2 separate regions of the Homo sapiens genome follow, and region 1 is linked to region 2. The links are chromatin contacts, found by Hi-C or POLR2A ChIA-PET in ENCODE. All regions are on one chromosome and are shown on one strand. Each heading gives the region's core, a stretch centred on a gene start or an enhancer-like site at or near the end of the contact. The rest is flanking DNA. Distances are from core to core; before and after follow the strand shown. Region 1 overlaps SMG6 (SMG6 nonsense mediated mRNA decay factor). Region 2 overlaps RPA1 (replication protein A1).

The links. Hi-C counts contacts between places; a loop is a spot of excess contacts on that map. ChIA-PET counts read pairs that join two places held with the same protein, here RNA polymerase II (POLR2A). Pooled maps may share reads with other maps.
Region 1: a loop to region 2 is called in a pooled map, with 3 times the contacts of the local background. The contact joins two enhancer-like sites. A Hi-C loop is called at or near these places in 2 of 50 pooled maps. POLR2A ChIA-PET finds 5 or more read pairs at or near these places in 2 of 52 experiments (OCI-LY7 and activated T-cell).

The regions. Positions count from the first base shown.
Region 1 is chr17:2,221,005-2,224,491 of GRCh38, reverse strand. The region is part of intron 10 of SMG6 (SMG6 nonsense mediated mRNA decay factor); the gene reads left to right. Among named protein-coding and RNA genes, the nearest start is that of SMG6, 81 kb to the left of the region's middle. Within about 2 kb of position 1,276, at least 16 of the 41 ENCODE cell types and tissues checked have a DNase peak (open chromatin) inside an H3K27ac peak, as active enhancers do.
Region 2 is chr17:1,869,362-1,873,290 of GRCh38, reverse strand. RPA1 (replication protein A1) reads right to left here. Exons shown (of 17, transcript NM_002945.5): 6 at 765-857. Among named protein-coding and RNA genes, the nearest start is that of RPA1, 41 kb to the right of the region's middle. Within about 2 kb of position 1,295, at least 2 of the 41 ENCODE cell types and tissues checked have a DNase peak (open chromatin) inside an H3K27ac peak, as active enhancers do.

The DNA of each region.
Region 1 (3,487 bases), core at 27-2,526, 350 kb before region 2:
CCTTCTATTAAATATGCCCCATTGACAATGTTTTTAATTTTAATAAATTTTTTATTTCCATATATTTTTTAAATCAAATCTGCTTTGACTTTCTTTATGGTTTCTTATTTCCCAAATATACTTGTGAGCTTGTCTTTTATTTCTCTAAAATATATTCAACATGGCATTTTAGAGACTCCATAATCTGAAATGGTGTATTTGGGGTGTAGCCTTGTGGGACCCTAGCTTTATGATAAGGATCTTGGCTGTGTCCATGCAGCCTTGGAAAGCAAAGCTCGAGTTCATCAGGTAGCAAATGTTCTTAGGGTAAAGGCTGTTTGTAATGCCACACTTACCTATCTGGTTTCCCATCTTTATTCAATCTCTGACCAAAGGATTTTCTTTTATTTTACTAGCTCACGAATGCTTTTCAAAAAGATGTTTAACATACTCTTTTTTTCAGAATAATGAGCTGTTTGATTGGGAGAATGGATCTAGGTGTCTAGTCTGCCGTACTACCAGAGGAAGCTGGGATTTCCTTGTTCCATCAGACTTACTCAGACTTTCTTTCTTTTCTTTTCTTTTTTTTTGCTCTGCCTGTGATGCCCATGAGCAGTGTGACTGGGCACCTACATCCAGGGTGGCAAGGGCATGTAGTTTGCTCTTCCAAAGATTAGTTTCTTTTCCAGCTCCTGCCCATTTACAGCTCAGTCTTATGGCAAATGGTGTCATTGGGCTCACATTTTTTCATTTTTCCAAGAGGTGTCCAGTGTATAGAATATCACTTAGAGGGCTAATTGGGTGGGGAAGAAAGATCAAAGGAGTGGAGAGGAAAGGCTGCAGCTGAAGTGATAGGAGCCATTTATTGACAAAAAGATGTGAGTTAGAGATTTGGAAAAGAGTACTCTGTTGTTTCAGCTACATCACATTATATATCTGGTGAACCTTGCTGGCCCATGAAATCCTTTCCATTAGTCAGGGTTCTCTGTGCTTTTGTTCTTGACTACTGCTGTTCTTAGTGCTATTCGGTTTGCTTGTATGTCTCAGTTTCCTTTTCAGAAGGCAGATTGTCGTCTATTTAGGAATGCATTTACTGTAATTGGAGTGTTCTGGCTTGTTTAGTCCCCTCTTCAAATATAAGACTCATATCTTGAAGCTTATGTTCAGAAAATATGCGCGTGTGATCCCTTTGCCCCAAGTGCCAACAGCAGATGTAGCAGTTGACACGCTGCAGGGAATTTCCAACTGCTGGGCAGGTTTCTGAAATCCGGACACGTGCTGTTCACACTTTGGCTTCTGAGGCAAGGATCAGTGGTTGAAAGAGGGGAGGAGCTGGCAGGGGACTGCAGGGAGAAAGATCTTATAATGCCTGCCCAGGGCTTTAGGCTGTGTCAGCTTTCTGCATCTCTTCTCCAGCTGGAGCTGGCAGGGTCGAATAAATCACTGCAGAGTAGTTATGAGCCCAGCTCACCAGGGACTTCTTTGAGGCACACCTGTGACGTCATCCTGTTATCACTGTCTGTTCCACATAACCTCTTTTCACCTCTCCCCTGAGAGAGGGTGATGCCCAGAACTCATGTCAGGGCAATGAGCAGAGGAAAATGTTTCGTAAGTATTATTTTTCAGATGCCTGCTAGGGATACAGTTGTAGGCCATTGACACATTCTTCAATATTCCTCATTGGAAGAGAAAACCTGTGTTTGCAAACATGGCCTGAATACCCCTTGTGGATAAAACTTCTTTTTAAACTTGGAAAGAAAGTCTTGAAACTCCTAAGTGGTCTCTTTTTGTACCCCTTACCTCTCTCGTTCCTTCCCAAACATGCACACACAGACACATTACATACAGAGTCTGCTGTGTTCAAAATCCTTCACTGACTTCCCATTTCACTCAGTGTAAAAGCCACATTATTTACAAGGCCTTCATATATGGACCTCTTCTCCTGCCCCCCCCCCCCCCCCCCGCCCCCGCATTGCCTCTCTCTGAGCTCATTCACGACTGTTCTCCCCATGGCTTGGTTACTCTGCTTCAGCCACACTACCCTTCTTGCAAGTTCTCTGCTAAGCTGGGGACTCTCCCACCTTTGGCCCTTCGCATTAGCTGTTTTCTCTGTTTGGAATGTTCTGCATCCAGCCATCTGTCTGGTGAATACCTCGCCTCCTATAAGTCTTTGCTTAATGTTACTTCTGTGAGACCTGCCCCAACCATCCTATTTAACACTGCTGCATTCTACTCCAAACCTGCACTCTTTATCTTCCAATTCTATTGATTTATTTTCTAAATACTAGATAATTAATGTGTATATGTTTATTATTTATTTTCCTCTACTATTCTGCAAGAATGTAAGCTCCCTGCTTATAGGGGTCTCTGGTCTGTTTTATCCACTGATACATTGTGAACATCTAAAACAGTCCCTGACCTGTTGTAACTTCTCAGTAAACATGCGTTATATCAAGTTCAAGTCAAAGAATAATTTGAGGCCAGGTGCCGTGGCCGACGTCTGTAATCCCAGCTCTTTGGGAGGCCAGTGCAGGTGGATCACTTGAGCTCAGGAATTCAAGACCAGCCTGGCCAACATGGCGAAACCCTGTCTTTACTAAAAAATACAAAAATTAGCCAGGCATGGTAGTAATCCCAGCTACTTGGGAGGCTGAGGCAGGAGACTGGCGTTAACCCGGGAGGTGGAGCTTGCAGTGAGCCGAGATCACCCCATTGCACTCCAGCCTGGGCAACATTGCAAGACTCCGTCTCAAAAAAAAGAATAATCTGTCAGCAGGTCAGCCTGGACAATGAAGATTGAATGGCAAGGGCAGGGGCATCTGTTAACTAGGTTACTGCTCATAATCTTACTGTCTTTCCTTGTTTTTTGTTAAGGTGACTTTCTTGAAAGCATAATTTCCAAATGCATATTTTACATCTGGCATTAAAGTAAAATCCATTAAATGTGCTTTGGTATCTACTGTTGTATTAATCCTTTCTCATACTGCCATAAAGACATACCTGAGGCTGGGTAATTTATAAAGAAAAGAAGTTTAATTGGCTCATAGTTCCACAGGCTGTACAGGAAACATGGCTAGGGAGGCCTCAGGAGAATCACAATCATGGTGGAAGGCAAAGAGGAAGGAGGCACGTCTTCCATGGCTGGAGCAGGAGGAAGAGAGTGAAGGGGGAGGGGCTACAGACTTTAAAACAACCAGATGTCCCGAGAGCTCCATCAGGAGATAGCACCAGGAGGATGGTGCTAAACCATCAGAAACCACCCCAGGATGCAGTCACCTCCTACCAGGCCCCACCTCCAGCACTGGAAATTACAATTCATCATGAGATTTGAGTGGAGACACAATCCAAACCATATCAGCTCTTAACCCTGGAGTAAATATCATTGGGGCTCTGGAAAGTAAATTTCTATAGAACAGCGTAAGTTCAGTCCTTTCTGGTCTCTTGAATCTTTCATCTTTTACTCTCTGTCCTTTCTTCCTGACTAGAAATACTTTTTTATTTCCCTACT
Region 2 (3,929 bases), core at 46-2,545:
AAATGAAGAAACCATTTCTCATCCATGAAATTGAGAAGGAGAACCTATGACCAATATAAGTAATACTGTCTTCAAGCAAACGATAAACACCCACGAGGCCCAAAATAGGAAACTCGGAGAGAGATGAGCCAAACTTAGTAAGTGGGTCCTGGATAGTTAAAAGGCAAGAACTTAAAAGGAATGCAAAGTCAGAGGGTGTAAAACCTGATGATGTGGGAAACGAAGAAACTACTTGGTCAACTACTAACAGAGAAGAATGTATCAATTTGATCTTTTTTAAAAGTCTGGCTGTTAAGTATCTTTAAGATTATCTTTGGCTGGACACCCTGGCTCACACTTATAATCCCAGCACTTTGGGAGGCCAAGGACGGAGGACTGCTTGAGGCCAGGGCAGTTTGAGACCAGCCAGGGCAACATAGTAAGACACCATTTCTACAAAAAAATTAGCCAGGCATGGTGGCATGCGCCCATAGTACCAGCTACTTGGGAGGTTAAGGCTGCAACGAGCTGTGATGCTTCCACTGCACTCCAGCCCCGCTGACAGAGCAAGACCCTACTTCCAAAAAAAAAAAAAAAAAAAAAGACAATCTTTAATTATTTTTTCAATCACATACTCTAAAATATGAATCAGAATTATTCTTTCCAAGACACAACCCTGTAATGAATGGCATTTGGAAAACTCCCTTTAGTCCCAGATTCAACTTCAAAACATGATTCCGAAGTCTGACACCCCTGGTCAGCGCACGCCCCGTGAGGCATCTCACCCATTCCCGAGCTTCCATTCTGCGGCTGGGGCCTGCTGCTTGCTGCTGGGCTGGCTGCTGGCGCTGGAGGAGCTACTTGCGGCTGCCCGAGTCCTGAAGATCAAAAGGGAAACCCCGTTTTAGTGCAAAGGATTTGGGTTAAGAGATTTAAACTTGGGTAGAAGGAATGCTCTGGGAAAGTGTAAATTTTTTATTTTGTCAAAGACTCCCATGGATTAGAATTCGTGCTGAGGCATTCCATGGCACTCGGTGAATTTGCTAGGGGTTCACTTTTTGTTTTCATTACACAAAAGGTTGGCTCCATCTACCTTTCACCTGCTTAGAATTGATAGCCTTCAGTGTTAATGAGGTTCTCCCCTAAAGCCTTGCCCATTTCTCCTGCAACAACCTGCAGTAAAGTCACTGGGTTGAATCTGTGACATTACCACTATTTCCATAGCAACAAATCGATGTCATCAACAGAACCGTGTGTTCACGGCAGGATCAATCAGAAGAAAAAGCTGGGTGGTAAGAAAAACCTAAAAGCAGTTCAGTTGTCTCTGAAGTGCTCCTGCTTCAAAGGAACAGGAGACATTCAGAAAGGATTCCACCCTCTCCCTCCCAAACAAAGCAACCTTATTTTGCAACTGACAGTTGGTGGAAAAGGCAAGTTGAAAGAGTCTCCAGTACCATGAAGTGCTGGTGAACTGTCACAGCGGGGAGAGATGACAATGGGGTTCGGAAGCAGGTGTGTCAAGGAAACAGGAAGATTAAAAGTAAAGGGGGGGAAATGAGCGTGTCTCAAGCAGAAAATAAGAAATGCCACCATAAGAGCATGTATTTGCCATCACTCTTTACACAAATGTTGATGGAGCTGAAGAATGTTAAAACTGTAAAATATGCCTCATTTTGTGAAATAACAGATTTATGGAATTTGACTTTGCCTTAGTGATTGGCTCTAAAAGGCAGAAGTCAACCTCATGTGGGCAGCTCACCAAGGGTACTTGCAGCACACAAAGGCAACTCAAAAAACTTTCCTAGAGTGCCCTGAGAACAAAAATGGTACCCACGGCTGGGAGGGCTTCCCACCTGCCACCCTGTCTCTGCCTTCTCCAACTGCTGAGTTCGCATTCCTGCTGCGTTTTCCAAGGTCCTAACTCAAACGGGCACATTACACACTGATTTAATTTACTTCTGCCAATATTACTCTTAACTGGCACAACTAAATGAGAGGTGGTTGTGCCATTAGAGTAAAATAAATTTAGCATAAAATTAAAAAGGTTAAATAGAACTGTTTAGTTCTTCCTATGGAGAGAAAAATTGAGAGACCTTATTTACATAGAAAAAGAGCCAGATTATTGACAGTGAAATTTTTGTGTTTACATTTTGGCTTTTCCATTATCTCTGAATTTACAAAGCGTCACACAAAATAGCAAAGGAAAACTGCTCATCTCTGACAATGCATCTTGTGAAGGAACAGTCTAAAATTCTGCAGTGGACCTTTTTTAAAATCAATAGAAAAAGATGAGTTGCTCAGGAAATAGTATTGGGGCTAAGTGGCTGGAAAGAAATAGAACAAAAGCTGTATCTTTACCTGCTTCATGAATTATATTATTCAAGAGAATAAAGATGTAAACATTCAAAAACAGAAGAGTACCATAAAAATACATAAGCCCCTGCTACACTCCCTCCGACTTCCTCCCTCTCTTCTATCATCTCCAAAACCACTAAACTAGAAAATCCCCTGCTGAGATCATATCTGCTTAAGAACTTTGTTGAAAAGGATGTGGTCATCTGATCTTGCTGATCACATAGATTCAATTTCTATAAAAATGTAGCTAAATCTTAAGAGGTACCTAACAGACAAATTCCCAGGGACAGAAAGTAGAAGAGGGGTCACCAGAGAATGGCGGGAGTGGGGAATGGAGTAGTGTTTAATAGGCTCAAGAGTTTCGGTTTGGGATGATGAAAAAGTTCTGAAGATGGATGGTGATGATGGCTTACGCCAACGTTAATGGACTTAATGTCACTGAACTGTATGCTTAAAACTGCTCAAATGTAAATTTCATGTTAGGTAGTATTTTACCACAATTTTTAAAAATGTGACTTACCTTAGTTTACCTATTCTAAGATCCACATTTTTTTCACATTTTAACATGTAAATTAATGTCTTACCATCACTTCCTTTTAGCAGTACATAATGTAACAGTACAGTCTTGTGATCCCCGGATTCTGAGAGTCCATGAAGCACAGAATATTTAACAATCAAGCCCTGTAATACGTATGAATTACAGCTACCCTTTCTTGAGTGCTCACCCTGCTTCAGGTACTGCATTCAGGAGAGTGCAGGTACGTGCATTGCTACAGTGCCTGCCAGCCCTAGGATGTAGACACTATTATCATACCCTTTAACAGGTGAGAACGCTGGGTTAGAGGAACCACGTAACTGGCTCAAATCACACAGCTGGGAAGCAGGACATCTGCTTGAACCGAGGCTTTTATGACTAGATCCATGTACTTCATCATCATCTAGGTAATTGTTAACTGTGAACGACCAATTCTGGCAGCCGCAACTCTAGTTGTGAGATCTGGTAATTAGGAAAAGCTACTAATCCACTTACTAGAGCAATCCTTAACTCCTGCTCTGGACCAGATGTGCAAATCTGGCACAAGAGACGAGAGACAGCCCGGAGCCAAATGGACGGCAAGAATCCGGTGCATTCTACATAGCAACATGTTGCAGTGCATGTTGTGAATGGCAAGGGGCCACGAGACCCCAGAAAAATCAGTCTACAGCTAAGTAAAAATCCTTCTAAAAATTAAATTACACCCCAAAGCAGTAATGCAGAGACTTAACTTCTGACACATCTTCTGCTTTGTGTCACCTGCAAATCAAACCATTCTAATAAGACAGGTCAACATCATGGTTCTCAGACTCTTTTGCTCTATGCTAGCTTTACATATCACTGGCTTTGACCTAGGGGGAAAATAGGATTTTTTTTTTTTTTTGAGACGTAGTCTCGCTCTTGTTACCCAGGCTGGAGTGCAACGGCGCCATCTCGGCTCACTGCAACCTCCGCCTCCCGATTTCAAGAGATTCTCCTGCCTCAGCCTCCCGAGTAGCTAGGATTACAGGCGCTGGCCACCACACCCAGCTAATTTTTGTGATTTTTAGTAGAGACAGGG